Regions from separate parts of the Mus musculus genome. Here region 2 is linked to region 1. The links are chromatin loops, found by intact Hi-C in ENCODE. Cell type or tissue: left cerebral cortex. All regions are shown on one strand. Each heading gives the region's core, and the rest is flanking DNA. Links, peaks and the distances in the headings are about the cores only.

Region 1 (10,505 bases), core at 3,398-7,397:
TCCCCTTACCTAGTCCTCAGGCATATCCCTAAAGGAGTCATCAGCGCACCGTGTTTGCTGCTGCACCATTCACAGCAGGCAGGCGATGGGACCAATAACCTACAGCTCTGTCAACAGATGAATGACTGCACAGAGAAATGTATACAGTGGAATTCTATCCTGCTGTGAAGAGAAAAGAGACCATGGCATTTGTAGGGGAGTGAACAGAACTAAAGTTCACTGTGCTAAATGAAATAAGCCAGACTCAAAAAGACAAATATGTTTTCTCTCACGGTGGGATTAGCCTGGGCTTTGTGTCCTCCATCTTTCTTCCCACCATGTATCCATCACCCTGGTCTCGCTCACGCCCGTCTAAGCACATGGGTTCTGTGTACAGCTTCCTGGAGCATACCACACCAAGGCTCTCTGCTCTATTCCTCGTCGACCTGCCTCGAGTTTCTTACTGAAAGCCGGAGCCAGGACCATCTCTGTGGGCTCCAGCACGCAGGGCTGTCTCAGTCCTCTCCAGGGTGTGTACACAGCATCCAACCTTCCCCCACCCACTCACACAATATACCCATGATCCTATGCCTCCATTCTTCCAGTTCTCAAGTATAGACTACTGCCGCTCAGGGAGAAATAGCAAAACCAAGACCCACAGAGCCTCAGATGGCCCATATGAATATTTTGCTAAGAAAGGGCAGATGCTTGGAAAGAAAAGGCTGGGTCCGAGCAAGATCAGGGCCCTGCAACTTACTCACTCACTTGGGCACCCTGAGACGGTGGAACTGAGTAAAATGAAAAACTGTGCCCAGGCCTACTTCTGGTGCCTACCAGCCAACAGCTGCTCATAAAGGGCTGCTGTCCAGTAGAGCTATAAATATGGAAAAGCAGCTTAGCTCCCAAGCCTGGCACAGCAGTCAGAGGGCACAATAAATGTCAGCCTGCATCCCCGAGGCCTCAGGAAGCAGGCAGGATCTCCCCTCAGCTGAGGTCACCCTCATCACTTCTTACATGTTTGCCAACTAGCTGCTGGGCAACAGCTTCCTGAGGACCAACAGAGGGGCTGACAGAGGAGACAGTCAGGCTGAGGGCCACAAGAACCAGCTGGGTCAACTGGAGAAAGCAAGGGCTAGCGTACCCTTTAACCCTATGTCCCAAAAGGACGTGGCCCCAAAGAACCCAATGAGGGAATGCTACGGTTGTCACCACTGGAGATTCTCGGGTCATTTCATCTCCCTGCACCTCCTGAAGGAATGGCAGGCAATACCTACCTGCTCCCATGACTGCACAAGGCACAGGCCAGACACACACCAGCAAGGCCTCAGGCCACCCGTGCCTACAGCAAGGGGACAAAGTCATGAGGAGCCTCTGCACACTGAGAACCTGGATCATCTGCCCCCAGGTCATCCAAGCCCAACTGGAGAGAGAAGAAAACTGAAGCTGGCTCCATAGGTGAGGGGGGCCTGTCCCAGGCAGGTCACACAGCCTTTAGCTGCTCAAAGATGCACTCTTAAACATCAACATATAGATGGGAAAAAAAAGCAGGTGACAAAAAGGCACACATCACCCACACCTGGAGGGGCCAGTTTCCCTCTGGGGGGAAATATGCTGATATCTAGATGATGTCAGCACGTGGCTCTCTCCTGCTAAGCCACCTGTAGTTGCTTCCAATCACCCCAATCTTGAACAGCAATGGGGGGGGGGGTCTCTAACTTTGAAAACAGATGGGATGCATCCAATAGAGCAAGCGAGGAAGCCTGGCGGTTATCTCACAGAGAGCTGAGCTCCCCGGGGGCCCAGGCACCTTATCCAGCTCAGACCTCTAGGAAGAGGGAGGACAACAGAGACTTTGAGAGTCCCCTCTCCTTACACAGGCACTCGCAACCTGCAGCCCCACAAGGAGAAGGTCCTGGTCACTACTGTATTACTCAAAGGAGAAGCAAGATGGTGCTCAGAGGGAGGGGAGTGTTTTCCCAGACTGACTGGCCTGACATAGTTGGGCGTGATCCCCAGGTAGGCAAGAAAAGTCTTCAGCCTCTGGGCAAAGTTCTTGAGCCTCTGACACCTTCATATAATAGGGAAGAGGCGGGTAGGTGGGGGGGGGGGGGGGGGGAGGGGGCTCCATAGCAACCCTTCCACCTCAGGGAAAAAAAAAAATCAACCTGTAGGGCTCACTTCGGTTCTTCATCAGGGACCCCCCAAGAGCAGACTCCTGAAATTCTGTCCTAATCAGAAAATTCAGAAAGGAAATCTCGAGCCTTAAAAACAAGGGACAAGAGGGGAACATTAAAGACGGGAGAGGGGACAGAAACCAGGGAGCTGGCTGTCAAGTGACTACCGTCCCACCTCATCATCCAGACACACAACCGTTTGAAAGCTTCGGGCTCTGGGATGGCAGCTGCAGCTGAAGCGCAGAGTGAGGTACTTGCCAGAATTGACACAGACAGGCCGCAAGCCACCCCACCAAAGGAACAGCATGCAGCAGTAAACAGAGTCGGGCTGGAAGCTTTGTATTTCCATGAGAAACAACACCAAGGCCACAAGAGAGCTTCGAGGGGCAGAACCCTGTGTCCCGTACACAACTCCACTGAGAACAATGTCCAGAAGGAGACTGGGGACTTCAATGTCCAGAAGGAGAATGGGGACTTGTGTGCACAGAATGAATCCAAAAGCACCACACGATGACCTCAGCAAGGCCTCGGGGCAAGGGCAAGGGCAGCTGGGAGGAGGGGCTGGAGAGAAGGCAGACTTCTCCATTGTGTCCTTGACAGAGAGAAAGAAACATCAGGCAGTCTCCCAAGTCCTTCCCAGAGACAAGCTGAAGTGACCCCAAGGCAGGGCCACACCACGGTCACAGCAGACACTCAGAACTGAGGTTCTAGGCCAGGGTCAGCATCTGGGTCCTTGGGGGCAGAGGGCCCAGGCTATGGGCAAATCCATTACTTTCAACAATACCATGAAAGTAACAATAAAAGGTAAAGCTTAATAATTTAAATGTTATTAAAAGCCTGTGCCTAGGGGACTTTTCTTGGTAAAATGTGTTCAGTTTGGAGCAGACTCAAAGTCATAATCTTGTCTTCCAGCTGGACCCCTCCCCAGAACTGCAGGGAGAGTACACCCTTGGGGAGCTAAACACTTGCAGAAAGAGCAGAGATGGCCCCTCCTTTGGAGAGGAACAGCTCCAGGTTCAAGATGGTGGCTGTCCACACCAGCAGTCCTCTTCCTGGACTCTTAAGTACCACTAAGGCCCCTCCCTCGGTCTGCCGTGGGCACAGTCCTGGCCTTGGGTAATGACACATGAACAGATACAGCATGTATTTCAGAAAGCAGCATTCAGCTGTGACCACTGGACCCTCTCACCAGTCCTCCTGACCTGGGCCAGTCTGCAAAGAAGGTAGTTACCAGGTGGACCCTCACCCAGCATTTGGAAAGCTGAGGCAGAAGGACTGTGAGTTTGAGACCAGTTTCCCCCAAACGCCATCCACAAGAGCAGGGGATGCTGCCAACTGGGAGTGGTGCCACAAGCAACCAAAAGACAGACTCCATAATGTGCAGGACAGAATTATCTGGTCTAAAGTGACCACAGTGCACAGTTAAGGGGATACTGCGGAGGGAACCACAGTGGACTCTGTAAGAGCCTGAGCTAGGCCTTCAGTGTTTCTCTTGCAGTGTCCCTGCAGCCTGACCTAGCCTGTCCTGACTGACAACTGCCGTTCAGGAAGCAGGGGTGTGCCCTATCTTTACACCCCCAAACTTTAAACTCCTGGCTGGTAGCAGATGAAAAAGCAGCCTACAAGGTACTGAACAGCCGGTAACACCAGACTCTTCCCTCACCCCCACTCCCATAGTTCCCTTCTCTAAGTCACCTAAGCCTCGCCCACATCTGGGCTTTCCCAGCGGTCACCTCTATGCGAATGCCCGTCTTCACGTAGCAAAGTGCAGCTCACCCGTAATGCCACATACACCAAGGACCCTTCCCTCAGTGGCTCGTCAGCTGCACCACCAGCCAACACTGCCAATGAGCGCCCATGAGGCTGCAGGCAGTGAGGCCCCAGACCCAGAGGCTGGTCTTGGTTTTTGCCTTCCCTGCCCACAGCTATGCCCAGCAGGCACCACACTGCATTAGTGCCCCCTTTCCAGACTTTCAGTGCCAGGCTCAGCCTGGAGCCGCCTGCCTGCCTGTGGCCTCCGTGGAATCCCCGTTCCCTTGCCGACTGCTCTGTGATTTGGATTTCCCTCCTGTTTAACAGTGCCAGGAACTGAAATGGCCTGATATAAAGACAACATATGAACAGAATTTTAAAGCCAGCACAAACATATGAATTGTTTGGACAGCAGCAGAAAAAGAACCAGATAAACTGGAAGCTGCCATGTGTCTTTTTTTTAATGGGATGGAGGTTCATTCCCTTAATTGAAAGTCAGCCACCTGAAGACCCTGCCCATACCGTGTGCCCCATCCAAGGGAGGCAATCAGGCCCGAGTGTGGGTCTCAGCACAGATGAAGCAACCTGACTCATCAAACCCTAAGACCCCAACAAGCCGGTGGGGCCCGGAAGTGGCTCTTCCGGTGACCCTACGCTGGCAGAGCAGATGACTCACTCACCCAGCTTCCAGGAGTGGCAAGCATCTGGGATGCACTGCCCATGCAGCCTACTCTTTGGTCTTCAGAGCGGAATCACAACGGGGGTGGGGGGAGCCACAGGGCCTTCCAGGATAGGTTCCAGCCAGCCAGAAAGGCCTCAGGTCTATCCTTCTCTGACACACCTAAACTCTGTAGAGCAATCTCACCTTGAGATCTTTTGGGCCCTCAACTGGAGGGAAACCAAGGATGAGGAGACCTAACAGAAGGCTTCTGTCAACCTAGCTACCAGTAGACCTTACTGAGACCCACAGTGTAGCCTGCTTCCTGGATGCAGTACTCTGAGCCCCAGGAATGCAAGAACAATCCTGACCTGGAGAGTAAGGTAAGCTTTGAGCAGGGAGGCTCTGGAACTCTGAGAGGAAGAATTCTATTGTCCATGGTTCACGATTTTCCAACACCCACTGTTTACAGAAGCAGCCCTGCACATAGACAGCAAGCATGCAGAGTACTCACACTCAGAAAGGCTACACACCAGTGACTGAGCTGTCTCCTGAGCGGCCAACGCACCTCTCCAACTATAAACTCCTTCCTGGTCCCAGGAGCGCCTGGGGATTCTGAAGCCACACACCTTACAGGGACTCTTGGACATAGATTTCCCTCACCTGACTGTCACCGTCAGATGTTGGGCTTCTCTGTGGAACCCTGGCACAGGGGAGCCCCTAAGCCACAGGTTCGATGTAAACAGTCCCATGAGAGGCGGAGGGGTATAAACCATGAGCTGGCTGGCGGGTGTGCCATGGGGTCCCAAGTTCAGCCAACATCCTCACCACCCTCACCAGCAGGAGGCGCCTGAGGGTTCATGACAGAGCAAGAGGCAGAGTTGGCCCTGCCTGCCTCAGAGGATTGTCTACACACTGCCCAAACCTTGGTCCCAAGGTGCAGGCAGTGACTTTACCCTTTATCCACTGGTCTGCCATGGGGTAGAAAGCCAAGAAGCCTGGCTCTGATATCCACGTGGCCAGAGAGAGTTCCGACCTTGACCCAAAACTGCTCTCTGAGGTTGCAGTCTCACCCTACAGCCGGATGGAGATGGTCATTGTAAATGAGTACTGTATTTGTAGCCTATGGCTTCCGTAACAAATGAAACACACTGGATCCACAGAGGACAACTAAAAGCAACAGAGAACCTTCCATGGTGTGGGTCGGCCTGTTCTTCCTTCTCAGGGTGGGAGGACTGCACTCTGGCCTGGCCTCTCCAGTTCTGGAAACTGTCACACTCTTTGGCCCCCAGCCACATCGCTGACTAGCCTCATCTCCTCTCTTTGGCACTCCCTCCTCATCTTATCAGGACCTTTGTGACAGCCCTGGGTCCACCCAGCTAATCCAGGGCAATTTCCCTGTCTCGGGATCACCCCTGTTGTGGCACTGTGCCCTCTGACCATGCAAGGCAGCTGGGTCACAGAGTCTGAACACAAAGACCTGGCCATCTCTGGTAGGCTCCTTGTTCTGTCGGCTACAGCACCAAAGATTCAGCGGTGTTGCCACCCTGTGACACGGGACACTTCCTCAAAGTTCCCAGGGTAGAGAAGGGGCAAAGGAAAACCTGCCCAGGAATTCAAGGGGAAGCTGGATGGCCAAAGGCGGAGTTCACGTGGCACCACTCACCTACCGAGTCAGTGAGCCGTACCAGACATTCCCACTGGGGTCCTTGATGAGAACAGGGGGCCTGGGAAGCGGCCTGGACTGGTCCTGGACCTCAGAGACCTAAGATAAGAACCCAGGCCTCATACCTTGGCTTTGAACTAGGGAAAGGGGTAATAATCTTGACACCCACCCCCACCTCCAAGTTCATATTGAGATCAAGGAAAGCCATGTCCAACCCCAGGACTCCCTGCTCTGAGGCAGGTCCCATCCCGGATTCTGCCAACACTGTGTAGTAACAGACTCTCCAAGCATGGAGCCAGTTGGAACCTAAAACTGGGCCAGCACCCAGGCATATCAGGGCCCTGCCAGGGCCAGTCAAGCTCGCCATTTATAGGCCTGGGGGTTTAGTGACCTGGCCCTAGTCCCTGTCCCAAATGCACTGAGCCCCTTGTCTCAACAGGCAGCAACTTGATCTGAGACTCGAGACCCTCCAGTTTCCAGAGATTTTGAAGGCCTGGATATGACCCAAGCAGATGGTAGGCCAACACCTGCAGCAGCTGGGCAGGCTCGTACCCACCCAGCCTTCTTCCCGAAGCCAGAGGAGGGAGGGGCCGAGGAGGAGGTGAAGCTGGAGGGGCCTGTGAGTGCCAGGCACTGTTCATGTGCTGAACGACTCCTCCCCAAACTTACCTCCTGTATCCCCCCCCCCCCCCCGCACCCTGCTGCATGGGACTGACTTGAACTCAGGTCCCCAAGGCTGGGAGCAAGCAGAGAACAAAGCCACAGTCTAAATTCAGGACTGTCTGTCAGCAAGGGTCTCCTCAGCCCACAGCAATGTAATGTGGCCTGTATGGGGCTGTTCACCTGGCTGAGGCTCAAGTGCGCTAGGTGAGGCCTCTGGGATATTTGGGAAAGAGTTCTAGACAGAGCTACCTCAGCCATCCCTTTCCCCAAGCCTGATAAAATCCTCTCTTGGAGCCTTGATCCTCGAGGGTAAAGTCTTCCACAACAGAGGAACAGCCCTGACTAAAAGTCAATGGCACAGAAGACACTCCTTAACGCATGACTGGACTCAAACATCCGGACGTACAGTAGCCTGGACATGGACTGCAGTATCAACCCAGGTCCCCTTGGCCATCCCTCAGCACAGGGCTGGCTTCTCAAGAAGAAGGAACCGTCTAAGAAACAAAGGGGATGAGAAAAATGGGTGCCAATCACAAATGAGATGGTTAGCTCCCAGAACAAAAGACTGTGAGAGGAGAGTACCCACACTGAGAGAAGGCTGTGCATGCCAACAGTCAAGAGGAGAGACAGACGCTCGTGGCAAAGATGACAGAAGTCTTAAGGACACCACCCAACCTCCAAAGGAGCCAGAACCTGCTAACAAGAGAGAAATCAGCTGGAAACAGGGCTATGGAACAGGTGGGAAGGCCTCTGGTGAAGACAAGCCTGAGGCCTCAGAAGACCCCCATTTGCCCAGAGTCAAGCTCCAAGGGCTAGTGCCTGGCAGGCAGGCACATGCCCCCCACCTCCTTCTTTCCCAGTGTTCATGCCCTGCCAGGCTCTGCAGCTGGGAGTCATGGCAACAGGCCCCAAACATCTGCAGTAATCCCTCAGAGCCCCACACGGGGGTCACAGCAGCCAACGGACCGATGCCAAGAACCAGGGCCCTGTGCAGAAGAAATGACAAAAACAGGAATATCTTTCTCCAACTGAAAGAGAAGAAAGGAGAGGGAGAAATAAATGCCTGCCAGGCATCGGGGGCAACATATGCAAAAGGCGCAGACCTGTGTGCTGTGGGCCAGCAGGCAGGTCTGCAGACAGTGTTCCTGGTACCCTGTGTGTCCACCCTCCAGCCCATGCCCTTCTACTTAAGGAGCATGACTCACCTCACCACCCTGCCCCAGCATGCCTTCCTGTAGCTTCTCTTACCACCTGCCAGTGAGGCCCCTAAAAGATGCCACCTCCCTACCCACTGTGCATACCCGGTCTGCTGTGCACTGCTCACAGGCTGGTACACTCACACACACACACACACACACACACACACACACACACACACAAATATACACACACTGACCACCTGCCTGTATTTCACCCAAATGCCAGACACACCCCCTTTCTATAATCTCCCACTAAATCCTCTCCCAGGAAGCACCCATCAAAGGGGACAGAAGCCGGGATACCATGGAACCCAGGGGCCTGCCAGGGCTATCAGTCAGAAGTCTGCTCCAGGTGAACCTCTTCCTCCTGGACCATGTGTAGGTCAGCTGTGTCTTGCAACCCACTCAGGAAGGCAGTGAGTGTGCAAGAATGACCCCAGATATCAGAGTGCAGCTCAGGGGGTCATGAGGCCAGTTCACAGCAGGTCAGTTAGTTTCAATTTCTCAGACTAAAGTCCTCTGTGTGACTGGCCTCCCCTTCACCCCCTATACTAAGAGATGGTTTTATTCATTCTATACTTCCTATGTGCTTCTGAAGACTGGTAAGGGGCCAGGCGGTTTCACCAATGGAACTATCAGGAAAGGCTCATGCTCTCAAGCTCATGCTCTCAAGGAGGGTGAATAAGCAAGCCCTGGAATGAGTACAGGCTGAAGCCATGAGAGTCTGAGGGTGGAGGAGAGGTCGAGCCTGCCAGGTACTACAAACAGTGGACACACATAAAGGGCCAAAGCTAGGAAAGAGCTGGAGGCAGCAGAATCTAGACCTGAGAGAAGATCCCTGGTGACTGGGCCACAGAAGGGAAGGACAGAAGCAGCAATCTGAGGCCTTAGAGGCCAGTCCTTTTATGGCTAGACTGCCTGGATCCAGAAATTCACCTTCTGGCTTACGCTCATCTGATCTGGGCTTGCTGTCACTCACCGCCACTCAGCATCTAAACTGAAAAGTCACCTGCCATCAAGCGCTCCACCAACCTGCCTCCTGAGGAAGATATGAACCACCTGGAGCCACGCCAGAATCAGCCCCTTCCTCCTGCTTCCGCCTCTCATCTGTGGCTCCACAAAAAGCACTCACTGTGGTGTCCCGGCTGCCCAGAGCTGAAAGGAAAGGCGGGAGGAGGAGAGGAGGCGCCTCTCAGCTGAGGGGATCCCAAGAGCACCGGTTGGCTGATTGCACGTAATTAGGAAGAAGAAAAAAAAAGCTCTTGAAAATTAGCTTCCCAAATGCAGATATAATTGCAAGTGTCCTTGCAGAGTGATTACAGCGTCGGCCCAATAAATGTTTCACCAGCAGCCCAAGCCCCTCCCCACACAGCAGAAAGAATGGAGCCAAGGAAGATGCCAGGCCAGGTGGCACCCAGACCAGTGCTTCCAATGGCCCAGGGAAAGAACCAGCATAAAAGCAGCACACACCCAGCTCGGGGCCTCCCCAAGAAGGCTCCTGGCAATCTCCCTTCTTCTTCACGTTCCCTTCCTCACAAGCTTAAGTGCTACCAGCTACCAGCAGCCAGACCATAAGAAGGCCAGCCTCGCCGCCTCCCACAGCCAGGTATTGTGCTCCATGCCTCAGTCTCCCTATCCGCAAATGGGTATGCCAGTGGAAGCTCAGGAACTCGACGGAAGCTGAACACCAGCCCCTCCTACTCAGCTTCCACAAGATCAGTAACCCATCCTCAAATACAGAAGATGGAGTCTAGAAAGGCTAGACAGCCACTGAGTCAGCCAAGCCACGTTAGATGCAACCTAGATCGGCTCAAATCCAAGTCATCGCACTGGGTCTTCGTTGGGTTCTAGATGATAGGAAAATGTTTCTCTGGGCTTCTTGGTCCACAGCAATTAGGCAAAGTCAAAACACCAGTGCACACAGACCTCAGTGTCGGCCCCACCCTCCCAGCCAGGGCACTGGGGCCTCTTCAGAAGTCTGAGTTGTTAGACTGCAGGTCTAGGCCTGTGGACATGAGGTGCAGGGACACTCTGTAACTCTTGAGAATGTCTAGTATGAAGGGGGTGGGGCGTGCCTAGACCCTACCCTGAGTACCAGAGTACTTCGAGTAACTTTGGTCTCCCTCAGCAGCCACCACAGCAGACTGTACCACAGCAGTGGCTGGTATCCCCACCCTCGCTGTCTCACCTGTCCACCAGTGGCCACAGGCTTTCCAGGCCTGCCACAGTTCTCCTTAGGACAAAGCCGCAGATCCACAATGGTCACAACAGTGGTGAATGAGATACTGTGTAAACAGGCTCACTCCAACACTTGCTCCAAAAGCCAAGCTCCAGGCTGACGTTTTCCTAGTTCTAGGATGTTCCCGCTGGCCCACATTCCCAGCATGGGGTGGGGTGGGGTATGGGTCACTCAA
Region 2 (10,505 bases), core at 2,372-6,371, 59 kb before region 1:
GTACAGAAGCAAGCTGCACTCCCTGCCTGAGCCCAGACCCACAGGGTGGGTCTCCTGCCTCAGGGCTCCCACAGGGTGACTGAACAGCTCGCTGTTGGTACCCGATGGAGAACTAAGGAACCAATAAATGGGGTCGGGGCGGGAATTCCCTGCTGTATCCTTGGGATGATGTAACAAGTAGTGTTTTATCCTGTCCTGGCAGCTGAGAAGGGAAACACAAATACAGCACACTTGGGGCTGAGCATGGAGGCCTCTTTGGTCCAGATGTCCAAGCTCTAGTGATTACCTGCTTAAAGATCACCTTGCACTGGCAAAAAAAAATCCTGAGCGCCCCACCCCCCCAATCAATTAACCTGACCTTATGACCATTCGTCTTACTCCCTAATCTCTCTGCATGAGAAAGTCCAAGCTCCAGAGACTGGCTCCCAAACTCCCTGAGCTCTGGCCCTGCCACGCCGCTCTGCAGCCTGCTGGCTCCAGGGCACATTCCCTCGTACATGTCAGGCAGCAGCCCCTGCCCCCTAAATCTCCTGGCTTTCTTCTTCCCTGCTCCTAGTCACCCAGAGCTGTGTACTCCACCCATCCCTGGCCCACAGGGCCCACCCAGCCCCAAACCAGACACTCCCTCCCCACAGTTCTATTGACAAACACAGAGGCATATTCAAAATATGCCAGGTGTGGAGGGCAGCAGTAGGGACAAAGATCCTGGAAGCAGGTGGCCCCGGAGAGACAACAACAACTGACAATGAATTATGAACTTCCAAGTGGTGGAAAGTAAAGGCCAAGATGGGGAAGGCCTGGAACAGGAACTGCATCTACTATCGGGATAGAGCATCCTCACGAAGGTGACCTTGCCTACACAGACCGATTGCACAAAGGGTGGGCAAGAGTCAGGCTTGAGTGGCTTCTGTGGAGGGCTAGTGTGGGAAGGAAGAGGTAGAAGGAACAGCACAAGGCTGCCCTTAAAGAAGGTATCCAGAGCCAGGAGTAGTAGAGCATGCCTTTAAGCCCAGCACTGGGAGGCAAACATGGATGGATCTCTGTGAGTTAGAGGCTAGCCTCATCTACATAGTGAGTTCCAGGACAGCCAGGATTAGGTAAAGACACACTGTCTTGAAAAGGCAAAAAGGCAGACAGACAAACAGACAGACAGACAGACAGACAGACAACTGACAGACTGACCAAGAACCCTGAGAAGAGAGAGAGAGAGAAAGAGAGACAGAGGGGGGGGGAAGGAGAGAGAGAGAGAGAGGGAGAGGGAGAGAGAGAGAGAGAGAGAGCGCAAACACATGGTGGCATATATTTATAATCTCAGTGTTAGAGAGGAGGAGACAGACAGGTCCCAAGAGCTTGTTAGTCAGCCTGGCCTACTAAGTTCAAGGCCAAAGAGAGACCCTGTCTCAAACAAATCAAGCAAAACCCCCACACTCCTGATGTACCCACAAACTCATATGTGAATGCATGCACACACTCACAAATAATGAGAAAACCCATCACTTTGGATTCATGCCTCCTTCCTGTCTTTCTTCAGGGACCACCCATGGAAGAGCTGCCTACTTGCTGGGTTACAACAGGCATGCTCCATTTGGGGAGTCTCGGGAGCCCCAGGGCCACCAGTCTAACCCTTGCAGTCAGACTAGACAGGTGGCACTAAAGTGACAGAGAAGGTTGTTACTGCTCACTAGAGGAAGTCACTGAGAAGCCAAGAGGCTCCAGGGTTCCTGTATACCAGCCACACCCATCCCCAATGGCCCAGGAGGCAGGGCCCTCCCCGGGGGAACCTTTGCCCATGTCTGTGCACTGATAACTAAGTCTCAGGCAGTGGGCAAAGGCGCCAGACTGCTGGCTGCATGACCCTTGGAGCAGAAAACCCTGAATCATCCCAGCGAGCCCTCATTGTGAGGTTAATCCAAAGGGAAAACTGAACGGGCGTGGTCTCCATGACAACCGGCTCAAATGAACTGCAGTACGCACCAGGCCCACACCCTCCCACCTGCCTACCTGGACACAAGGAAGAAGCTGGTCTTGGTTCCGAAGCTCCCTTCCTTGAGGACCAGAGGCTCATAAGAACATCTCCAAAGGTCACCGTTTTCTACATATGATCCTAAAATCTGGGGACCCGAGTAAGATGGGGTCCTTTTGGAAGAGTCCTTTCTGAGGCAGAGCCCCTTCACTTTGATCTACTGCACAAAACACTTAAGGTGCAGGGAAGATCTCTCTGTATAACAGGTCCTGGGCTCTGCTTCTTGCTCCTGTAGTCACCATGCCTGATCATAGCATCTCTGTTCCTCCTGGGTCCCAAGCCAAGCCAATGCCTTCTTGTTACTGTCCAATACAGAAAACTGAACAAGAGTTTGAAAACGAAGGCCATAGCATGGTCAAGTTCAAGGGTCAGTTCCTGGATCTATGTGGCCTGGCTCTGAACTTGCATCTCCCAAGGAGAGATGATCAGGTCAGTGCTGATAGTCCCTACTGTCTTGCCCCGAGGGACCTAATCCCTAGCCTTCGTCCATGGGTCGTGTAACCCCAGCAATGTAAATCTGTTATCAGTAAGTTGACTCTTCTAGAGCTAGAGAGATGGTTTCACGGTTAAGAACACTGGCTGTTCATCCCAGCACATATAGAGACTCACAGCTATTTATAACTCCAGTTCCGTGGAATACAAAGCCTTCTTCTGGCTTACATGGACACTAAGCACACATGTGGTACACAGACATGCATGCAGACAAAGCAGCTATGGACATAATGATCATAATAACATAACTATATTATACACTACTGGGGTTACACGGCCCATGGATTTGGAGGCGGCTCTCATGCGCCTTCCCTCTCACCTGAGTCTGAAGAAGCGGCAGGGCACTGAAGGGGGACAGCAGGACCTAACGCCAGTTCCAGTGTCACTTGACTACTTTCTGACAGCCGGCTTGAGAGAGCTACCTATGGTGTTTGAATGAGAGACGTGCCCTGTGGTTTCAGGCATGGGAACACTTGGTTCCCAGTTGGTGTTACTGGAGGAAGGTTTAGGTGATGCAGCCTGGATGGAGGAAGTGTGCTGCTGTGGGCAGGCTCTGAGAAGGAAGTGCCTCACCTACTTCCAGTTCATTCTCTGCTTCACACTTGAGGTTGAGAATGTGAGCTCTCAACTTCCTACTCCTTCTGCCGGGCTGCCACTGTCTGCTAATGTCTCCCTAGCTCTACCGACTCTGCCTCTGGAACTGTCAGCTAGAATAAACTCTTCTACAAGTCATCTTGGTCATAGTGTTTTTATCACAGCAATAGAAAAGTAATGAGGAACAAGAGTGAGTGACTGGCTCCTGCTGGAGTCCTCACCCTTACCCCGGCCTGGCTTTCCCCCCAGAGGGAGCTTAGCAGGGTCCCTGCAAGGCATCAGCACCATCCTCTGTGGGACTGGCAGACATTCTACACAAATCCCCAGGCTCTGCTCTCTCCCCAGAGAACAACCACTCTCTGAAGAGCTGCAGACATAGGAGTTAGACACTTGGGGGTCCCCTAAAGGACAGGAGACATGATGGTGGCTGCTTCACTGAGTGTCCACTGTACCTACAGGATGGTGGTGAAGGCATTCGGTCACTTGGTCACTGAGAGACGGTGTAAGAGCCACACAGGGAAGGAGCAGAGAGGGCTCTCTGAGAAAGTCAATATTAAGCCCTGGCCCTGCCACACCCTGCACACCTCTGAGCCTTAGTTTCCTGGTTATAAAACAAAGCTGATGAGACCTGCCCTGCGGGATGTAGATACGGAACAGGCTCAAGCTGGCTGCTTTTCAGGCCAGGGAGTAGGGGCCAGTCAGGCCAAACCTTCTAGCCTTGTCTCACTCCTGAGCTGGCCTTGAAGAACTGCCCCAGAGCAGGGATCCAAGGAGTATGCATGGCACATACCAGTAGTGAGCACCCTCTAGGGCTGAGCATGGAAGCTCTTTCCATCACTGCCAGCAGCTCCTCCCTGCGAGCACTCATTTTACAAACAAGAAAACCCCACAAGGTGAGGAGGACCAAGGCCACAGCTTCAGCCTATGAGCAAACGAGAGGGGCTCCATGCAGAGGCCCACAGGGACAATCCCTACCTCATTTTGGACACCCTAGACAGCATACAGGAGGCACGGAGTAGGTAGGACAAGCGGTGGGGAAAGAAATTCGAAAGTGAGAGGTCTCCAGGAAGTGGGTGAGAGCCATGAGATGCTAGGGGGTGGGGTGGGGATTGAGGCCACCAACCCTGAACACGTGGCAAGAGGAACACTGTCAGCAGGATGGCTGCTGTGTGACAAGAGTCCCTTTGTCCTAACAGAGGAAAGGATCTCCAGCCTCCAATTACTGCAGATGAAAAGTGCTGGTCCAAGCGCCCTGTGCCTGGGGCGGCCCTGGAACAGCCACTGTTTTAGCTGAGTTTCCGCTGATAATACGACTTTGTTTCATGACTCCTGAGCTCCCTGCCAGAGGAAAGAATCGCATCTGTCCACAAGAGAGGACACACAGGGCGAGCCAGCAGCGATGACAGCAGCAATGGCTACCCCACATGAGAACCCCAAGGTGACAGGCAGGTCAACCAGGGGTCAGAACCTGGAGCTGCTGGGGAAATGGGTGGGAGCAGGGATCCTCCCTCGGGCCTGTGAGAAGTGTCATACACAATATCAAATCAAACAACTGAGAGGCTTTCCCGTCAATGCAGGACATGGTTCAAACGCTTTCAAGAAAGGGACCCTTGACCTGGTGCAACAGCAAGGTCCCATCCTGGGGTCAAGGTGGAGCCACCAGCCAGTGAGCACACCTGCCCTGGAGACACAGAAACTTTATCTGGGCTCATCAACACTTGGACCAGTACTGACATCAAACCTGCGTTACATGCAAGACCTGGCCCATCGCTGAGCACTTGCCCAGGAAATCGCAGCTCGCCCGTGGCAGAGCTGTCTCTACAGAAGCCACCGCTCTAAGCTTACAGCTCTCCTATCCTGGCCCTCCCTCCACCCTTACTCACTTGGAACCTGTGCACCAATTCCAGGGACTGGCTGTCATTCTGGTCTGCCTCGAGGATGACATCGGTCAGCTTGTGGATGATGACGTCCAGGGGGCCCTGCTCCTCAATCGGTCTGCTGAGGTTCAGCTGTAAGGTGAGAACAACACAGGAGAAGAACTTCAGTTCCTGAGTCCACATCTGGGACCCCTGAGCCTCGGCAGTACCCCAAGAGATGGGACAGACAGAGTAAGAGCCCAAGGGCCCCACTACTCGTTATTCTTAGTAGCTGAGGAGAGCCCAGACTCCTTGTTAGCATGCAGGTCCCCAAAGGCACACAAGCAGGGACGATGTACACTGGCTGTATGGAGATAGCATTTACTGGACACACCTCATCTGCCCAACCACTGAGACCAGAGCTCAGAGAGATTAAGAAAAATGACCAGTCACCCAGTCAGAGCTCCATCTAAGCAGATATTCTTCCCCTGATACTCTGAAGCCATGGCAAAGTGGTGTTCCTGGCAAGTCTAGGAGTCGCTTCCCTGACAACCTGGGCACTTGGATTCCACCCTGAAACCAGGGCGTGTCACTGACCCTGGAGGGCTGCCGGAGTACAGGGCTGCATGCCGGGGGTCAGTTGAGTACTTCACACACTGCTCCACAGGGGAATGTGTTTGTTTGGTAAAGAACACAGGGCTGAGAGGATCAAGCCTCGAGGGAGCCAGAGTGGCCGGCTGGTATTCAGCATCACCTGACCCCAAGCCAAAAGCACCTGCCAACAGCCAGGGCACCCTGACACCACGCTTCCTGATGCGCCAGATGTCTGCCGCCAGCACATGGTCATCACCACCTGCCAGGCTAGACTCTTGGAGGCAAGTGGCGCCAGCCCAGTACCTGGCTGACCCCCCACAGAGCCTCAACTAGGTTGGAGAAAGCAACCCCTGACTTACTCCTCACTGTCACGGGCAGCTAGCCTAAGAGGATTCAGGGCTGCCTAGGTCTGTGTCACTTGTGACAAAAGATAGCTACAAACTGTCATTCTGAAGAGACAGTAAGCGAATGACATACATACCTGTCTCCTTTTATTCCCAATCACTATGGGAAAGGAAATCACAAATTAAGCAAGTGAGGGCAGATGCTTTAAAAAAACCTGCCTAGGACGTGGGTGGGAGTTTGGCTTGGATACAAAGTGAGACCTAAGGCAATTGATTTAAACTTCCAACCCACCCTCCATCCTCTGCCCCATGTCCACTCTGTCCCCTGGGTGTCACAATCCCAAAAGTCACAACCATATAGCTGCTGCCCTCCGGCAGAATGGCAGATAGGGGCCATAGCGAAGGTGATATCGAAGGTAGGTCATGACGCTTGATCCCTGTACCTGGTCCTCATGACTCTTTCAGTCCTGGTATTTCTGCACAGCCCATCTCCCAGGACGGCCAGCCATCTATCTCTATGGCTCCATTTACATTCTTGGTTCCCCTGTCCCAGCAGGCCTATGAGTGGTGACAATTCCCCACACTTGTTCATACTGCATACTCTGTCTTGTCAGCCCCTCAGGCCCTGCTCACACCTATTGCACATACATCCTTACTTTAACTCTTCTGATAAGCCTTTGGGAATACGACAGCTCCTTCCTGCTGTCCTTAACCCCACTTTTTATGGTCTGCCAGGAGAGATGTTAAAATGTCACCCCTATTTAAAAGAAAAAAAAAGGACCTCCCAATAAGAAAACATCAAGGGCTATGCTTCCTTCCCATGGTGATGGGCTTGTGTACCAAACAAACCAAATACAGGCAGGACACCAGACTGAGGAGCGGAAGGGATGCGACCCAAGGATCTTTTGTTGTTGTTTAAAATTGTGTCTGGCCGGTCTCGACGTTAAGGAGATTCACCCTGACTCTGCTTCTGGGGTGTCTTCTGAGACCTCACAGCAAGGCTGGGAGATGGGAATGATACTCCTGCCTCCTACGACCAGAACACCAAGAACCGAGGAAGAAAAAAAAGGGCCAGCCATGCTATGTAGCAGGCAGTAGCCTGAGGCCCAGAGGAATGCCACTGTCTGCCCTGCCAAGCCACCAGCTTGTCATAACCCTGGCTTCAGTTTTCCTTGAGGAAACTCAAAGGGCCTCTCTGGCTCTGTGTGGTGATGCCACACTAGATTTTCTTCCAACCCAGACAGGATTTGAAGGCAAGTGAAGAAGGTTACTGTGAGAGGCTGCACCCAAGGACCTACAGCCATGCCTGCTGGTTCTGCCGTGGCAGGTACCACAGACAAAAGGACAGTATTTTCAGACTACGGCAGCTATGAAAAGATGACTGGGTCCCAAGACTGACAGTGGGCACATTCCTTAAGTTCAGACAGAACTACCATGCTGGTCTCCATCTCCAGTCCTCGCTGGGCCAGGTACTGGGGAGGGGCATAGTGTCAGGGCCTAGTTTGAGTACCAGGTAGGGCATGCTTGTGTTCATTATTGTCGTTTTAGGATCCAGAGGTACATCTTGGGCTACTGGAGTTTGCAAGGACAAAAAATCAGGCAGAAAAAGGCCAGGGGTCCCCTGAGGATTGGTGGAGGAGGTGGACATTAGCCTGAGGCCCGTAGACCTGACAACCAGGGGCTGTTTGGAAAATAAGCTCCCTGCGTTCCTGGCTGCTCTACAGAAGGTAAACAGTTGAGTCTGGAAGCCAGCCACCTTCCTCTGTGTACTTTCCAGGCACCCTTATGCCAATAAAGCCCTTTCACAAGAAAAGCAACTCGGGACACACATCAGGCCTGGTGTGGCTCTATTCCACAGTATGGCCACCTCTTGCCACAACATCGAGTCTTCGCTTCTTTCTCCCCCCACCTACTTTTAAAAAAAGATTTATTTATTTTTACATATATGAGTACATTGTAGTTGTACAGATGGTTGTGAGCCATCATGTGGTTGCTGGGAATTGAACTTAGGACCTTAGGAAGAACAGTCAGTGCTCTTAACTGTTGAGCCATCTCACCAGCTCCCCTTCCCACTTTTTTTGAGACAGGCTTTTTCTACACAGCCCTGGCTGTCGTGGACCACTTTATGTAGAACAGGATGGCCTTGAACTCACAAAAGATCTGCCTGTCTGTGCCTCTAGACTCACTATACCCGGCTATTTTTTCTTCTCTGTAGATCAAGCTGCCCTTGAACTTGCAGCCACCCTCCTGATTCTCCCTTCTGGGTGTTGGGGTCACAGGTGTGAGCCACTATTGCACTTTTGAGTTGTATAAACGAGCCTTTCTGCTTTTCTTCAAGTGACCAGAGTAGCCACCATCATTCTCCAGGGACGATGACTCGAAAGCACCCCAGAGAAGCCCTAGTCTCTCCTCACTACCTTGGACTTCATCTGAGGCTTCAAGATGGGCGTGAAGGGCTCCTGGAACCAGAACACCACAGAAGGAACACTGCAATGGTGGGGCCCTTAGGAGACAGTGCATCACAGATGCGGGGATTGTATGGAAGGGATGGCACAGTCAAAGCTCTGTCTCCTAGATAGGGTGAGGACAGGACTCAGGGTAAAGACTCCATGTGAGCTCACCCTTCCTTTTCTCTGACCACTCAGCTCCCAGAACATCCCCAGAGACTGCTTGCTCTCCCCCTTGGGAGGGGCGTGGACTGTCCTTCTCAGGGAGTGTTAAGAGCATGTCACTGAAAGGCCTGACCATTGAGGTCAGGAATCCATACTTGCTCTACTTCCAGGTCTGGCTGTCCGGCAAGGCCAGCACTGGACACGGTTCTCCATGCAGCACACAGAGAGAACAAAGAGCCACTGTTCCCCTCGCAGACAAAGGCACTGAGGCTCCTGAGCGGGGCAGGCAAGGCTGAGAGGATATGGAACAAAGTTGGCAAATCCCAGTGGCCCACGAGTCACCCCGATTTCCAAAACAACAGTAATTAGCATAATCATGCCCTACCTGGTAACCAAGCTATGCCCAGACACTATGTCCTCACCCCAATGCCAGCACCTGGAACCAGGCAGAGATGTAAGCAAGGCCAGGAAACCCATTTAACTCCATTATTTCTGGGTAGCCAAGGTCATCTAACTGTACTGTGCCTCAGTTTCCCCATTCATAAGATGAGGCTACTGTTAACTCTTCCACATACCCCTCAGGGCAAGTTTCCTAACTCTTTTTTTTTAAGGTTTTATTTAAGTATATGAGTATACTGTCATGTCTTCCAGTACACCAGAAGAGGGCATCAGATCCCATTACAGATAGATGGTTGTGAGCCACCATGTGGTTGCTGGGAATTGAACTCAGGACCTCTGGAAGAGCAGCCAGTGCTCTTAACTGCTGAGCCATCTCTCCAGCTCCCAAGTTTCCTAACTCTTGACATTTCTCAACTCACCTTGTAACAAACCGGAAGAATGCATAGGTCCCTCATCTCACCTGTACCCACAAGACTACCCCCACCCCCAGACTTCCTGTTGCTTCTTCAGGGCAACTCTCCCCTATCACCATGCTGCAGATTGCTGTCAGTTGGGCCCCTTAGGGTTCTTCACTGCAACGTATGTCCCCAGCACAGAGTCACGGAGATTCAAGGTTGCTAAGATAAACCTATGGCTTCCGAGATGGTAGGGTGTACCTGACTTCAGAGTTCAAAAGCTACAACTGAGGCTGCAGCGGGAATTAGCCAAGTGGGAGGACTGGCTTTTGTGGCTACCACCTTCTTAAGGCTTCAACTGCCGAAAGAAACCTCACCGTTCTGCAACACACCCAGCCGCAGCATACCTGCTCAGACCCTGCTCATTATATGCAAGGATTCAAGCCCCTCAGAGGAACAGGGTGGTCAAAGAATACAGTGTATGCCAGTTCAAGGGACACAAGCACGGTGTCACACTCCCGTTGATGGTACTTTGTGGAGGAGCATGGTGCATCCAATAAACGCCAGCTGTTAGACCTCCCTCTCCTTGCTGTTCATATTGTGACCAACGTGAAGCCCCCACTCCTCTGGTAGTAGCATATCACAAGAACGCAGCATGGGCCAGGCTTGAATTCTGCAGAGCCTGGGTACTAGCACTGGCTCACACTGACATCCTCAAAGAATGTGCAGCCACACCTCGGTTCTCTGCGGTTGGTAATGACAACTGCCACCCACACGGTGCTTACCAGAAGCTACACCCTGTACTCCTAATGAGCACTGACAACACGGGGTGCAGATGAAGACACAGAACCACACAGGGGTTCAGTGACGTGAACACAGAGTTTCACAGTATGGGAACCCAGGTTTCTCTCCTGCTGACACTAGACTTCTGTTCACACCAAAGGGTGCCCACGGTTTCTTCCCCTTCCTCCCTGCATGTGGCCCCGGAGTGGTGTTTTCAGCTGTGACTTCAAATGGGACCCACTACATCAAAAGTTTTGCCTTAGCCAAGGCTGAGTAGGACAAATGGCCCAGATCAAAGACCTGATGTATATCTCTAGGCTCCATTAGAGTCCTGGGATCTGGCTAAAGAACCAGTCTACTACACAGAACTAAGTCTCTCAGTCGGGGCCTCTCAAGGACCCCAAAAGGCAGCG

What was found. Peaks named below come from ENCODE experiments on the same cell type or tissue, not always from the same donor. Only the 100,000 strongest peaks of a DNase experiment are listed, where the experiment ranks them.
Region 2: it touches region 1 in a loop (1.8-fold over the local background); 1 of 42 quality-filtered maps calls a loop at or near these places.

The regions. Positions count from the first base shown.
Region 1 is chr12:102,676,382-102,686,886 of GRCm38, forward strand. All of the region lies in intron 1 of Itpk1 (inositol 1,3,4-triphosphate 5/6 kinase), which reads right to left. Mir1936 (microRNA 1936) reads right to left here and starts at 8,639; the gene lies at 8,547-8,639. In left cerebral cortex, for the core only: a CTCF peak has its summit at 5,403 (motif pointing right); no DNase peak of the experiment used is centred there.
Region 2 is chr12:102,618,308-102,628,812 of GRCm38, forward strand. It overlaps Itpk1 (inositol 1,3,4-triphosphate 5/6 kinase), which reads right to left. Exons shown (of 10, transcript NM_172584.3): 3 at 4,993-5,118. Among named protein-coding and RNA genes, the nearest start is that of Mir1936, 61 kb to the right of the region's middle. In left cerebral cortex, for the core only: no CTCF peak of the experiment used is centred there; a DNase peak (open chromatin) is centred at 4,320; H3K27ac peaks cover 537 bases.